Linked DNA regions of Homo sapiens: region 2 is linked to region 1. A link is a loop called in an ENCODE intact Hi-C map of the cell type or tissue named here. Cell type or tissue: HCT116. All regions are shown on one strand.

Region 1 (8,000 bases):
AAACATCAATTACTGATTTAATTAAAAATGTGATATATATGGGAGAAATAGAGGGAAGAAAATAAGGTCACGGTGGAGTGAGGAAGCTAAGTTTTCACTTGTTATGACAGGAAGTCAACATATAGTGCTAAAAATGAACTTAGCTATTATAATTTTGTTACTTGATTTTTAAAAAGATTAAAAACTTTAGGCAAAAATATTTAAGGCAGATATTTATACCACAACCAAACTATTGAAATTTAACTTAAATGTCAGAAACCCTTAACAATTGGGTACACTAAGTCAAAGACTTTCCTGCATAAATCTGATTCTCAGCAAAATAGAAATGATTTAGAAAATCCACAAAAAGAGGCTCATACTAACAGTATTGGGTCCCCATTATATTTTTATGGAATCATGACAGACATACTTTTAATTCAACTGTTAATTTCTTAGCTTTCCAACTGTTTACTTACATGGTTCAAATGGTTGCTCTTCCTCTTTTCTCGCACTAAGAATAAAAAAAATTAGCTGATCAATTCTGATACAAATGCCACAGTATAAAAGTAGTTGCTAATCATCTGATTAACAATATACAAAATGAGATAAAATTCCATTTAAAAAATAATTTCCAACAAAATTCATCATTTAAATCATCTGGCAAGATGAATCCCATAAAATAAAATCTAAAAACTTAGTTTTACTTTTTGAACTGACAGATATTCTATTACATGGAAATGAAAGAATCCCTACATAAAAAAGAAAGGGGCAAAACAAATTATGCTAAATGAGAAATTTAGCTAATAGGTTTCCCTGTTGCATATCTGAACCATCATCCAGCAGTATTTTTTAATTCTACATTTACAGGTAGCTTACTTTAATTACCAAGATCTAACACCTGACAGCTCTAAGAACCAGTTTCTGGCTAGGTGCCAATCTCTAGCTGCACCACAATCACTGCAAACATCCTGAACCACTTACTGGTCATCTACTAGTATGTTACTGAAAAAATAAACGGGTCTTTACACAAGTGGAAAGTAAACTTCCTTAAATTTAAATGTTAAAATGAATGTTAACCTAATTGAACATGGTATATTCAGCACATAAAATCATTTTAACAAAGGCCAGAAGAATAAAAGCTCCAAGAGGGACTTGGACCACGCTTTGTTTCCTATACTGCCTCTTCCTTTGATGCTAGACAAGTATCACAAGCACACACTCCTTACCACTGAAGAAAGAGGAGCATGGGATAGCTCTTCTTTTACTGCTTCCACACTCTGTCTGTGTGAGAAGCCTATGGCTCTGAAAGAAACTGAGAAATACAACTATCCTAACCAGAAATGACCAGCTCAAGACAAAGTCCACACGAGCTTCGAAAATGCTGCTTACAACTCCCCTGCTTTGTGTTGTGCTCCATTACTTCAAGTATTATAGAACCCCCACTTCTTGTATTCTTGCTGTTGAAATCAAATGAAAAACCTGGTTGTATATAGCTTTTTAGCAAATAAATTAGGATTTAACATAATTATAAGGAAGATAAACAGGAGTACAGAAAAATACAACAGTTCTGATTCTCATCCTAAAACAAGCAGGACAAGGAAAATGTACGTAAGTTTCACTTGCTGAGGCTAACCTTCTGGGAAACACCATGGGGCATGTTTATATTTACACTACATTAGGATGGAAAAGTTAATAGCTTAAAAGTTCTGAGTAGCATAAATTTGAATGTGATAGGCTCATGTGGTTAGAGCATTGTATAAAAGGAAGCCAAAATCACAGATTCAATCCCTGTATACGAACTGATTTTTTGTTGTTGTTCAAATGAAACCAAGCTGCAGCTTAAATCCTATCATTCATCTTTAAAATGTACTCTTTTGGAGCAAGGGAAAGAGGTCAAAGAAGTATGGAGAAATATGCATAAATCCATGATACTGGCCAGATGGCTCACGCCTGTAATCCCAGCACTTTGGGAGGCTGAGGAGGGCAGATCACGAGGTCAGGAGTTTGAGACCAGCCTGGCCAACATGGTGAAACCCCATCTCTACTAAAAATACAAAAATTAGCCGGACATGGTGGCTCATGCCTGTAGTCCTAGCTACTTGGGAGGCTGAGGCAGGAGAATTGCTTGAACGTGGGAGATGGAGGCTGCAGTGAGCTGAGGCCACATCATTGCACTCCAGCATGGGCAATAAAGGCACTCCAGCCTCTCAAAAAAAAAAAAAAAAATCCATGTTACTAAATCATGTGGCCAATTAATTGTGTTATAAAAAGGTGGCAAAACCTGTAAATAGGTCTACATGTTATTACTAAACAATCACAACTAAAGGAAAGTATATCACATATTAAAATCAGTGAACATATGAAAAGAAAATTTTAAACTAATACATCAGTTCTTCTAAATACCTTCTATAATACATCCAATAAAATAGAAACAGTTTTCAGTCTTTTCCTTGGAAGGAAAAAACAGTATTGTCTTACCATCCGTTTGAGATTTGCTCAGGAAAATTGTGCTTGCCCTTGGATGGTCAGAAGGGTTTGACTCCAAAGCTAAATCTATAGAAGAGGAGGAAAAAGACGTGACACTTTAGGTGAGTAGAAAAGATGATTTCTGAAATAGATACACATCCATTTTAATCACTTTTAACAGTCTTCAGAGAAGTTTTTAGTAATAAATATAAAGGAAATAAAGACAATACAAAAATACTCCTGGGGAATGCAAAATTGTAGAATCTCTCCACACACGTGGAACAAAAACCAGGCTGTGTCAGAGACTTTTAATAAAAAATCTGTGCCTAAATAATCTGGTACAAATGTTAGATGAATCATACGCATGTCCTCCTCCTTCAACTTATCAAATAGAAATATAACCACACTCTCCTCTCTACTGCTATTACTAGCACATTTCAAGAACAATCTCAAGTAGCAAGTGATGCTGTGGCCAGTTACTGTCAGGCACCAGCTCAATACATCAAATATGGTAAAACAAAGAGTTGTTTTTGGCAAATGTTCTTTAGACAATTAAACGGCTAATTCTAACTCCATTCAACAAGTAAACTAATTTAGTTAGCTGTGGTTTTTTGGGGGGCCATTCATCATGGCAGATTTAAGAGGACTGAATGGAAGTTCTGTGTTCTAACATACAGAAACATGTTAGAAAATGATTAACGTTTGCCCTCAATTTCTCACTTCTTCCTTCTAACAGCATGGTTAATTTGGTGTTTCATCAAGAGTACGTTTTAAAGCAGATCTTAGGGCTGTTTCTAAAAAATTTTGCCCCTATCTATGTCAAGATAAACCTGCCTGTAGTCCACCTTGCACCAAAGTTGGATAATATATTTAGGCAAGACTACAAAACAGACTCTTGAATTTTCATGAAACAAACTTTGCCATAATATGGGATAATAAAAATTGTCACGAGGGGAAAAAATAAAAATCTATGATATTCTTCAGCAAGGTCTTTTTTTTTTTTTTTTTTTTTGAGATGGAGTCTCACTCTATTGCCCAGGCTGGAGTGCAGTGGCACGGTCTCAGCTCACTGCAACCTCTGCCTCCAGGATTCAAGCAATTCTCCTGCCTCAGTATCCCAAATAGCTGGGATTACAGGTGCCTGCCACCACGCCGGCTAATTTTTGTATTTTTAGTAGAGACGGGGTTTTACCATGTTGGCCAGGCTCGTCTCAAACTCCTGACCCCAGGTGATCCACCCACCTCAGCCTCCCAAGGTGCTGGGATTATAGAGGTGAGTCACCGCGCCCAGCCCAGCAAGGTCCATTTCAAGCCACTTATCTTAACCAATCTTGTAAGAAACTGGGCCAAGATCCAGAGTAACAGTTAAGGCGATATTTCCCAAAACTACATATTAATATAATTGCTCTACTTTTAAAAAAGCGATTTAGTGGTCAAATGACAATATACTCTATCCCTGGCTCTTACAAAATCAAAACGCACATTGATATACTAAAAACTAATCAGTCTAGTAGTGATTACTGTCTAACTCAGCATTTCACAAATTTATCTACCTAGAATCCTTTTCTCTCTTCCAAGTAATTTGGTTAGAATCTTATATGAACATAATTTTGGGACTTCCTGGTTAAAATGAATTATGAATCATCCATTTTAATAGTACTGCCAGATCACTAAAAACTTACATACCTAAACCAACTGCTTTGTTCTCCATGGAAAGTCCTTCACTCAACTTTTTTAAACTGCTTTTAGAGGAAACTATTCTTATGTAAAAGACCCACACAAAAATTATGTTTGAAGTTTTTCCACATCTTGAAAAGATGACGTGACAATTTTAAGCTATTTGGAAAAATAAAATCATTTGTGCACAAAATGACAGGCAGAGACTTTCACAGCTGCCTCTACCTAAAGCTCCTTTTTTTTTTTTTCCGAGAGAAGAGTCTCACTCTTTCGCCCAGGCTGGAGTGCTGTGGTGCAATCTTGGCTCACTGCAACCTCCACCTCCCGGGTTCAAGTGATTCTCCTGCCTCAGCCTCCCAACTAGCTGGGACTACAGGCACGCATCACCATGCCCGGCTAATTTTTGTATTTTTAGTAGGGACTGGGTTTCACCATGCTGGCCAGGCTGGTCTCAAACTCCTGACCTTGTGATCTGCCCCCCTCGGCCTCCCAAAGTTCTGGGATTACAGGCGTGAGCCACCACACCCAGCCTCTACCTAAAGCTTCTAAAAGGATTCATGACTACTTCCTTTCAAAAAGAAAGCAAATATACTACCATTTGAATCTAAAAAATAACTAATGTTTACAGAAGAAGCCATATTATGAATCAGTACCTATGTCATGATAAAGTTTAATTAGGAATTTTCAATGAAGTCCAGGAAAATTAAGTACCAAAATCAAAGAGGAGCAGGCTTCACACACACACCTCCCCCGCCCCAAATCAAGATGTGCTACTATGTATTTAAATATAAGAAAACCAAGATGTGCTACTGTGTAAATATAAGAAATATCCAAGGCGGCTGGGCATGGTGGCTCATGCCTGTAATCCCAATACTTTGGGAGGCTGAGGCTGGCAGATCATGAGGTCAGGAGTTCGAGACCAGCCTGACCAACCCAGTGAAACCCCATCTCTACTAAAAATACAAAAAAATCAGCCAGGCGTGATGGCGTGCACCTCTAGTCCCAGCTACTCGGGAGGCTGAAGCAGAAGAATCGCTTGAACCCAGGAGGCAGAGGTTGCAGTGAACCAAGATCACACCACTGCCCCCCAGCCTGGTCAACAGAGCAAGACTACATCTCAAAAAAAAAAAAAAAAATCCAAGGCAACTAGGATAACAGAAATGATAAGATATAGAGAAAAAAGCCAAATAAGCCCAAGTAACAAGCTGGCACTCCCTCAACTCAGGGGTTTTAGGGTGGGCATGTGACTTACAGCTGGCCAATCAATTACATTTCTCTTGGGACTTCCCAAGAACCAAAGGAGAAAGGCAGGGCTGTACTCTAGCACTGCTAGCCAGCCAGGAGCTGCCACCGAGGCTGAGGCAGGAGAATTGCTTGAGCTCAGGAGGCAGAGGTTGCAGTGAGCCGAGATGGCGCCACTGCACTCCAGCCTGGCAACAGAGCAAGACTCTGTCTCAAAACAAAAAAAAAAAAAACAAAAAACTCCTAAGAATGTTTGAAACTAGAAGAAATAGTTTTTGATATCATGGTTAGGGGTTATGTATAAAATTGTATTTTAAGACCCACCAGTTTTGTATTATCAATTTAAATTGCAACTTAATTCGAAAGCATGATAGTATGATGGGGGGCAAGTAAGACAAAAAAAAATTAAACTCAGGTCTTAATATAAACACCCCCCTCAGGGGAAGAAATCTGTAAGATCCACTGACATTGAACACTGCTTCTCCTTGAATCTATCAGCCATCTCAATTTCACAGATGTTAATTAAAAATGTAAAAATATGGAACTTAGAATAAATGAAATGCATTATTACTAAAGGCTAAAAGTGTTAAAATTATGCAATTGTAAACTGTAAAGAAATTATTTTTCTTGTCAAAATATTAAAGGGAGAGGGCAGCAACCAAGAAAGTAACTGACAGAAGCAGCATATTTCAGAGAAAGAGATTGAGTTCAACATATTGATTTCAATATATCCCAATTAAACAGGAGACATTGGCAGTTTCTGGGCCAACTGCTGGGCATCTGTTTATTTAAAGGCTTACTGCATTTACTGACCTGCTCTACCATACTGCACACTGTATTAGTCTTACGGTCCATAACACAAACATTTCAAACCTCTCAACTATGATGTAAACGCTGAGATTTTATCTAAGTTCACACGTTCCACCCATCAGGTAAGTCTTACCTGATGGGTCTTGAGCTGCCCTGCCTCATCTGAGGTCACACAGTACCAGCCAAGCTCCAGTCTCATGCTCACTCATGCCTTGCTTTTGCTTTCCTAGCTTCTGACAATCCTAAATCTGGTTTCCGAAACACTGCTCTACCTCCTTCTATGTCAGTGTTCAGTCTTGCTTTAACTTACCTTCACGCCTCAATCTATGTTTTAGTGATCGTGACTGAGCTGTGACATTTCATATGCTATAGTATACCTTTCTCCCTTTGTGTATTTCTTAATAGCACTTAACTCCTTTTTTAGACTTTTAAGAGTATTTCTGGGTGGAGTGCAGTGACTCACACCTGTAATCCCAGCACTCTGGGAGGCTGAGGCAGAAGGATCACTTGAGAACAGTTCAAGACCAGCCTGGGCAACATAACATAGTGAGACCCCCATCTCTACAAAAATTTTTTAAAAGATTAGTTGGGTGTGGAGGCACATGCCTGTAGTTCCAGCTATTTGGGAGGCTGAAGTGGCAGGATAACTTGAGCCCAGGGATTTGAGGTTACAGTGAGCTCTAATGGCACTACTGTGCTCCAGCCTGGGCGACAGGCAGAGTTGTGACCCTGTCTCATACAGAGAAAAGAAAAAAAAAAAAAAAGTCTGGGTTACAAGTACCTCCATTTCATTTTTCATTATCCAATGTTATTATTTTAACTCTAAAGCTTAATTAACTGAAAAAAAGGTGGAAAAAAGGCAGTATCCAAAGAAGCCCATGAGTCATTCTATAAATTCTAATCCTATATGCCATATATCTGAAATTTACATTCTTGATCTACCAAGCCTTTTTTTTTTTTTTTTTTTTTTGAGACGGAGTCTCACTCTACCACCCAGGCTGGAGTGCAGTGGCATGATCTCGGCTCACTGCAACCTCTGCCTCCTGAGTTGAAGCGATTTTTCTGCTTCAGCCTCCCAGGCAGCTGGGACTACAGGCATGTGCCACCACACCCAACTAATTTTTGTATTTTTATTAGAGATGGGGTTTCACCATGTTGGCCAGGATGGTCTCCATCTCCTGACCTCGTGATCCACCCACCTCAGCCTCCCAAAGTGCTGTAGTACAGGCATGAGCCACCACCACACCTGACCATACCAAGTCTTATCTTTTTAAACCTTGGAAAACTCTTAGTCCCAGCTACTTGGGAGGCTGAGGCAAGAGGATCACTTGAGCCCAGGAAGTGGAGGCTGCAGTGAGCTATGATCACACCACTGCACTCCAGCCTCGGCAACAGAGAAAGACCATCTCAAAAACAAAAAACAAATTAAAAAACCTTGGCAAACTCAATTTACACCTCTCAAAGCCTGTCTTCTCATATGTAAAACAAGTATAATTCTTATACTACCTAACTCAAAATATAGTGAGAATAAAATGAAATGCAAGAGCAATTGCTATAAGCCGGGCGCAGTAGCTCACACCTGTAATCCCAGCATTTTGGGAGGCTGAGGTGGGCAGATCACCTGAGGTCAGGAATTCAAGACCAGCCTGGCCAAGATGGCGAAACCCCTTCTCTACTAAAAATATAAAAATTAGCTGGGCGTGGTGGCACATGCCTGTAGTCCCAGCTACTCAGGAGGCTGAGGCATTAGAACTGCTGGAACCCAGGAGGTGGAGGTTGCAGTGAGCTGAGCTCGTGCCACTGTACTCCAGCCTGGGCAACAGAAC
Region 2 (8,000 bases), 1.0 Mb after region 1:
TAACCAATAAGCAAGTATTAGTTAAGGAGTTACTGCAAGTCCTGCCCTAGGTCGAGTACAGGATTAACTTTGTAATTATATAAAACACAACTTTTACATTGAAATATGTTTTCAAAATTATTATGTATAACATAAAGCAGATACTATTTCTATTCTATAGATGACAAAAATTGAGTCTCAAAGAGTTTGAGTGACTTACTTAAGTCGCCCCTAAAAATGGCAAAGGCAGAGGCCGAGAAATGCTACCCTTCAAATATCTGTTGAGAATGAGAACAGAATTTCTTTAAAATGCCCCCATGTAAACCATCTTTCCCCTTATGCATCCAAGGCAATAAACAGGTGTCCTATATACAAAGAGCTAGGAGACCTGGGCAAGGTGTTTAACCTCTCTAGACCTCAGTTTGGGGTTTTTGTTTTTTGGTTTGTTTTGTTTTTAGTAAAATTCAGCAGGGTAGATCAAATGATGTCTGAGACTTCTTTAGCTCTAAACTTAGGATTCTATTAAAAATTGCCTGGATATATTATAATCCTAACTTTAAACTTATGTTTTGGGATCTCAAAAAACTCAACCAGTAGCTTTGGTTTTTTGGGAGATGAAGAAAGCCATGTTAGAGGGCATGCATTTGCAGATCTGCAGGTAGCAGGAAGAGGACAAAGATTTGGCCTTCTAAAGAAAGAGAAGGTGCAAAGACCATAGAGTGGCCTTAATCCAAGAAAAAAATTCTAGAAGGACATGTCAGCATTTTTGCTCTGTGATAGCCATGGAAGGTTGAAATGAAATTGGGAGAAAACCTGGGTTCTATACTGGTAAAAAACATCAACAACAGGCCAATCTCATTACCCACACAATAACCATTCTCATATACCTGTAGGTAGTTTCAGAGCACAGAGGAACAAATTTAAGGATAGAGCAGCATATTATCCTAAATAAGTTAATCACAGCCATCCAGTTAATGCTTGATAAAGCAGCCAGCATGGATGACTCATCAAATAATCCTTATAAAAATAGTTTATTATGTTGTACACTTCATTGAAAAAGTAAATGTCTTCCCATTTATGTATGTTGAACAACTTTTAAAGTTTTCTAAAAATTTTGCAAGGCCAGGAGGATAGGGTTTACTAGCTCCATTTTTCCTTAGTTGAAGAAACTAAGTCATTTATCCAACTTCATTCAACTAATGTTCATTGAAAAACCTACCATGTACCAGGCATTCTCCTAAACTTAAGTGAGCTTAAGTTTTCAATTCAACTATTAGTACTACTATAAGTAGTAATGGTGGTATGTGAATTCAAACTCAAGCCTCCTGCCTTGAGGAGTGGTGGTCTATTCTAGGATAGTGTGGTCTATTCTAGTGGTTAAAATGGCAGGCCATCAGTTCAGATAGTAACCTGGGACTCAAAATCTTCTACTACTTACTAAGTAGTTGTGTAACTTTGTGCAAGTTACTTAAACTCTCTTTAATTCAGTTTCCTCATCTGCAAAATGAGGGTAATCGTATGAATACCTGAAAGAATTTCCATGGGGATTAACTGGGTCAACACATGTACACTGCCTGCACATAGAACATGCACAAAAATGCTAGCTGCTATTATATCATCCCACATTATTTATTAATATCCTGCCATGGGAGTCAGGGTTGGAAGTACAGCAGTAAACAAGGGTAGCTGAGGGGCGATCTCAAGGTATTTACATTCTCCTGCTCCTCCTCTAAACGACTTTGATCAGACCATCAGACCTTCTGCCATCTGGCCTCAGAAGCTTTCCAAGGTGTTTTCCCGCTGTTATTCAGGGCAGTTAGCAGGTCTGATAGATTTTATGTCCTCTAAACCCTTCTTACTCATCCCAATCTTCGTTACCTTATTCCTTCTCTTCTTTCTACTTGGGATTTTCTTTGCTTTAATCTCCAGCCCAGCCTTCCATGTATAGCATGAGCCTCACTTTCCAGACCACACCAGCCCATAGGGCTCTCCCTCTGCCTCCCTGCTATACCCCTCTTCTCCATGCCTTTCACTTGGCACTTAATCACACATCACCTAATTCTGGAAGTTATTACTTCAACCTTCCATGTCAAAGTTTTGCCGCAAGATATGAAATTTAAGAGCACTGGAATCTTATCATATTTCTTTTTTGTAACCTTAAGAGAGGTGTTGAAAACCCAAATGCTTAAAAGGCAAGGCAAGTGGTATACGTGAAGGAAATAGGACAGGTAGGGACTATAGCTAGCTCAGAACTGTATGTCCAGTCTAAAAGGAGTAGCTGCTGCCTGGTTCTCACCAACTGTCACCATATGAGGACAGAGTTTTATACCACACACACTGCAGTTAGAGAAGAGAATTTACATATCAGGGGAAAAATGTATAGCTCCCTGTTATTTTATAGACAAACAACATGGTCCCACTCAAATATCCTTAAAAGTTACTAACTGATGACTGCTAGGTCTTACTAGCTCCCCACTAACATCACAATAGTTTCCTGAGTATTATGGGACACCCCTCCTAACCAGAGTGTCTCAAGACTCTCTCCGCTCCTTCTGACCACAAAGGGATTTAAGGCTGTCATTTCTCAAAAAGAAAAATTCTCCAATGTTGATGGGTCAAGAAACTTGGCTGTGGTGAGGAATTCCCCTCCTCTACTTTATATCTTTCCTACATACAGACTTCTATAAAATGACGAGTGCTTATTTTTAAATTTGTTATTTATGGCTTAATTTTCCCCAACACCACTCAGGAATACAGGCCCAATATTATCATACCCTGCAAAAGTTTAAGACAAGCCAAAATTTGATTTTATTGAAATCTATTTTTAAATTAGCTATTAAATTCAAAGAATTTGAGTGCATTGTGCAGCTGCACAAAACGCAGCTGCAGATTTAAGGGTTTATCCTAAAGGTTGTAGCACACAGCACCCTGCATATAGAAGGCACTTCGTATTTTGGGAAATAAATCAGACTTCTATACCATAGCGTATATGGCATTAATATAATGCCATTTGAAAATACTATCATATGAAGATGTATTTGAGTAAACAAACGCATTAGAGTCATTTAATAATCCTATAGTTTGGGAGAAACTTTACACTGATTTGGCAGCTCAGACATCTTCTGTATATTTTGGGTTGCTCATTCTCTACCTGGATATTCTTTTTTTTTTTTTTTTCTCATCTACTAGTGACGTAAGCTGTGCTTCTATTTTAACTGGCAGATACCGCTGTCTGAAGTGTCTCAACTTTGACATCTGCCAGATGTGTTTCTTATCTGGTCTTCACAGCAAGTCCCATCAGAAGTCTCATCCTGTCATTGAGCACTGCATTCAGGTAACATTTAATGTCACATACCAAACTATTCATTAATCAATTCAGTATAAGCTATAGCCATGAAAAAACCTTCCCTCCAGTGAAACCACAGATTCTGCTCCTGTCATACATTGCAATATTTAAGACTAAGCAAGTGGCAAACTCCACCTTGAATATCTCCCAACGTAAGTATGATTTCTTCACATTGTATGTCTCAGTGGAAGTTTTTGGCCACAAGAACAGGCCAGAGTTCAGTCTGAAGTGATTGATCAGATACTCTGGAATAGAAAATGTCAGTGAAGAGTTACAGGGAGCAGCACTGGAAATGGGTACAGATGGAAAAGAGAAGGGCTCTGATATGGCAAAAATGATGCAGCAAGACTTCTAGTTACTAACATATTTTTGGAGAATTTTTCTTTTTTAACATGTCTTTTCCTGAACCCTAAATTTCAAATATTTCTTCTTTAGGAAAAAAGAAAGATTATTATCTCAATGTTGACTGAAAAAGTATACAACTAAAACTTCACAGCTGCCTTTCAAATTTTTTAAAATTATAAATACCTAGCAAGTGAATTCAGTTCTTTGTAAGAAGAGAAACAGCATAGTACATTTTAGAAAAAAGCATTCTATTTTTTCCCAGAAAGAACATTTTCTTTTCATTACTAAATTCCAGTGAGTAAGTTTCTTCACACAGATGGCAACCTCCTCAAATACCACAATAGCGAAGGATGTTGACTAATTAACTTTGCCAAGGATAGTTTTCCCTCCTTCTCTCCTTTACATGAATGGCCTGCAAAAGTCAAGTGCCTGAATCTTGCCAAATAATTTCCAGTGGGCATTGCCTTACCCAGGTCCTCAGGTTCACAGGCCTAGGATCTACCTTCCTAGTGCTAAAAGTCTTGGATTTGTTGATGTTAGAGTGACACCATGTGGCCACTTTGTTATTACGCTTTAAATTTCAAGTGCTGAAACCCTTGAAATGAGACATCTCATTCCTTCTTTGCATTTGGTAGAAGTTCTTAACTTGGGGTGAAATAAATGGATTTCGGGTGAGCCTGTGAGTCCACTGAAATTGTATGCAGAATGGAATGTGTGAGTATTTCGCTGGAAATAAATCCATGAGTTATCATCCAATTCTCAAAGGCATCCACAACCCTAAATGTGAGCAACCACAGGCTTAGTCCTCTTTGATGCCCTCCTCTAGGTGTAGAATGCCAAATGACGGGGTTACTCTAAGGAAGAGGACTTATTGAGGGGGTTTGGGGTGTTTAATTTGGAGACTTATGCTATTTCTATGAGAATGTGAAGAAATTCAGGGACAAGAAGGAGGTAAGATTATTTTTCTGAGGACTTAAGAGAAATAATTCCAAAAACTTTCATGGTGGCCAGTCCATCCAAGTAAGGAAGGAAGACCACACGTAGACTGATCTGACGCTTTTTAAAAATGTTGGCCCTTTCAGCAGATGTCAGCAATGCAGAATACAAAACTTCTCTTCAGGACCCTCAGAAACAACCTTCTTCAGGGGCGCTGTAGGAAGAAAGAAGCAGCGAGAAGGCAGCAGCTGCTGGACCAGGTGAATCCAAAGGGTGTGCCTCACCATGCGCAGGCCAGGTGAGTGGCTGCGAGGATTGGCTGATCCCACAGAGCAGCCACCAAGGGCCCTGGGTGTTATGGTAACCGGCCAGCAATCTTTCTAATGCTGAAGATCCTAGACAAGGCAGGAGGAGGGGTGAGGGTTGGACTTCAGATATTTTTTTCCTCTAAAAAGGGCCTTTAATTTCAAAGTAGAACTAAGAGGCCACAACACCTTTTGGTGACCCATCCAGATGTTTAGAGTTATTTCTACAAATGAAACCATCAGAAAGACAAAGAAGATTTTTAATATTAGAATATTTGAATAACTTTGTTATATTCCTAGTTTTTGCTGGTTTGCTTTTGGAAGGCTAATTCAGAATTAATACTTTATTTAAAAAAAAAAAAGGAAAAGAAAGACACTCAGCATACCACCACTCACAGATGAGTGCTGTTCACATTTTAGTGTGAAACAGAGATTAACCAAAACAGGGATTATGCTATAGATACAATTTTTCATTCTTAGTTCCCAAAACATCATTTTTAATGGCCTTACTCTCTTCCTTATAAGAAAATGCCACAATTCACAAGCAATACATTATTGAACATTTGGCTATTTCCAAATGTTGCCCCCCAAAATTCTAGAGTCAACATCTCTATGCATGCATTTATCTAAATATTTTTATGTTTTTATTAAGGGAAAACTCATTCAATGAAAATCATTGAATAAAAAATTGCGAACTTGGTTAATCCTCGAAATTCAGAATGCCAAATTGTGCTCCAGAGGGGCACAGCCTGCCACTTCCAGTATATGCATCACATACCTGATCACCAACCTAAAGATGACCTTTAAAAGGTTTTTGTGACCTTCATTTTTGAAGTAGCCACTTCTTTGTAATTTAAAATAGCAGAAGATAAAGGAGAGAAACACTTTTTTTTTTTTTTTTTAGAGACAAGATCTCACTCTGTCGCCCAGGTTGGAGTGCAGTGGCACAATCATAGCTGACTGCAACCTTGGATTTTGGGACTTAAGCGATTCTCCCACCTCAGCCTCCCAGGCACATACCACCATGCTCGCTGAATTTTTATATTTGTGTTTTATAGAGATGGGGGTCTCACTATGTTACTCACAGGGGTTCTTAAACTCCTGGCCTCAAGTGACTTTCCCACCTCGGCCTCCCAAAGTGTTGAGATTACAGGCACGAGCCACCATGCCCAGCCTCATCACTTTTGAGAAAAAGAAATATTTATTCACTTCCATTTTGCCTACTAGGACTATAAGAATAGATTAGTTTAAATCAGATTGGTATTCATTTGTTAATTTCTTTTATAATTCTCTAATCTTTTCTCAGACATCCAGCAGCAAATCTCCATCTCAATCCCAGACCCCTATTTCTGTGGTCATTTTGTTGCTTTAAAGTTTGTTGTATTTTAAAATATGTTTTTATGGCTCTTTAAAGGATAAAGTACACAATGACCTCACAATTAGATGCTATCTATTATTCCTATGTCACATTTACCTATCAGGTTGTTAATCAATATATGATTAAAGTTAGATAATTTGGATATCATCTTGATGTATATCTTTAATATTGCACATAGAATTTAAATTTAAAAATAAAAACAAAGATATCAGTTTCCAGTTTATCTTTATTCTTAAAGCCAGCTATTTTTACCTTTCACTAGGAAAGTAATGATAAAATGTTAATCATCTATATATATATTGGATACTTGAGATCTTGCCCAAATTTCTATATTCCCATAGTCACATCACAAAGATCCATATATATATTTTTTTTTTAAGATGGAGTCTTGCTGTGATGCTCAGGTTGGAGTGTAGTGGCACCATCTCGGCTCGCTGCGACCTCTGCCTTCTAGGTTCAAGCAATTCTCCCGCCTCAGCCTCCTGAGCAGCTGGGATTACAGGCACCTGCCACCACAACTGACTAATTTTTGTATTTTTAGTAGAGACGGGGTTTCACCATATTGGCCAGGCTGGTCTTGATCTCCTGACCTCAAGTGATCCGCCCATCTTGGCCTCCCAAAGTGCTGGGATTACAGGTGTGAGCCACCGTGCCCGGCCTCCATACTCTTATTTGCATTTCTTTTGGCTACTGAAGTCAGACTGATCTTTTACACATTTTTGACACAAATGTGACAGCACTTCTCACCCACTCATCCCTTCCAAATCCTTATGCCTTCCTTAAATCAAATTCCTCCATCGTTTTCCCATCGTTTTTAGGCTAAAAATGAAAAGTTGTAACGTGACTTAGTCTTGGTCCTTTTGGTCCACCATCTTAATCTCTCCAGCTTCATTCCTCCTCCACAGTCTCTGTGTTCCAGCCCTGATTCTGCCTCACATATGACTAAGCCAGATCTATCCCACCCTTAAGACTTTATTTTAAAGGATTTGTCATAGTTTGTAACTACACATTTATTTATCTAACTATCTGATTAATGTCTGCCTTCTCATTTGGCTAAAAGCTCCATCAAGGAATCTGATTTCACTCCCTCTTGCAACTCCAACACCTGGCTCATAAAGTCATACAAACAATTCAATCCATCAGCAAATCTTGTTGGTTGTACCTTCAAAATAGATTTGAACTCCGAGTGAGTCTCATTATTTCTACTGCCACCACCTCAGCGGTCCCTTTCTCCCACATTGTCACATGACCTCCTAACTGGTTCCCCTGCTTCCTCCTCGGTCTCCCCATGGTCCACTCCTGGTGCCACAGGCCCTTTTCAGATTTTGGCCAGATCATGTCACTCCTCTGCACAAACTTTTTTGTGGCCTTCCCTCTTCCAAGAAAGTCACAGTCCTTCCAGTGGCCTTTAGCCTGGCCCTATAAACCCTGTTCCCCACCAGCTCTTGGTCCTCCACTGCACCTCTCCCTGACTTGTTCTGCTTCAGCCTCACAGCTCTCCTTGCTGCTCCATGAATACACCAGGCATGCTGCCACCTCGGGGGACTGGCAACCCTAGATCACCTCCCTGCGTGGCTTGACTGCTCACTTCCCAAAGACCTGCCGAGGTCTTTGCTCAAATGTAGGCTCATCCTGAAGGCCTTTCCTGACAACCATTTACCATTCAACCACTTTCCTCACTCTGGCACTCCCAGTTATCCTTGCTGGCTCT

What was found. Hi-C counts contacts between places; a loop is a spot of excess contacts. Peaks named below come from ENCODE experiments on the same cell type or tissue, not always from the same donor. Only the 100,000 strongest peaks of a DNase experiment are listed, where the experiment ranks them.
Region 2: it touches region 1 in a loop (3-fold over the local background); 3 of 110 quality-filtered maps call a loop at or near these places.

The regions. Positions count from the first base shown.
Region 1 is chr2:207,719,332-207,727,331 of GRCh38, reverse strand. It overlaps CCNYL1 (cyclin Y like 1), which reads right to left. Exons shown (of 10, transcript NM_001330218.2): 2 at 2,458-2,532; 3 at 456-490. Among named protein-coding and RNA genes, the nearest start is that of CCNYL1, 12 kb to the right of the region's middle. In HCT116, no CTCF peak of the experiment used is centred here; a DNase peak (open chromatin) is centred at 3,751; H3K4me3 peaks cover 1,261 bases; H3K27ac peaks cover 2,895 bases.
Region 2 is chr2:206,690,079-206,698,078 of GRCh38, reverse strand. DYTN (dystrotelin) reads left to right here. Exons shown (of 12, transcript NM_001093730.1): 8 at 3,202-3,313; 9 at 4,756-4,904. Among named protein-coding and RNA genes, the nearest start is that of DYTN, 24 kb to the left of the region's middle. In HCT116, a CTCF peak has its summit at 4,229 (motif pointing left); a DNase peak (open chromatin) is centred at 4,198.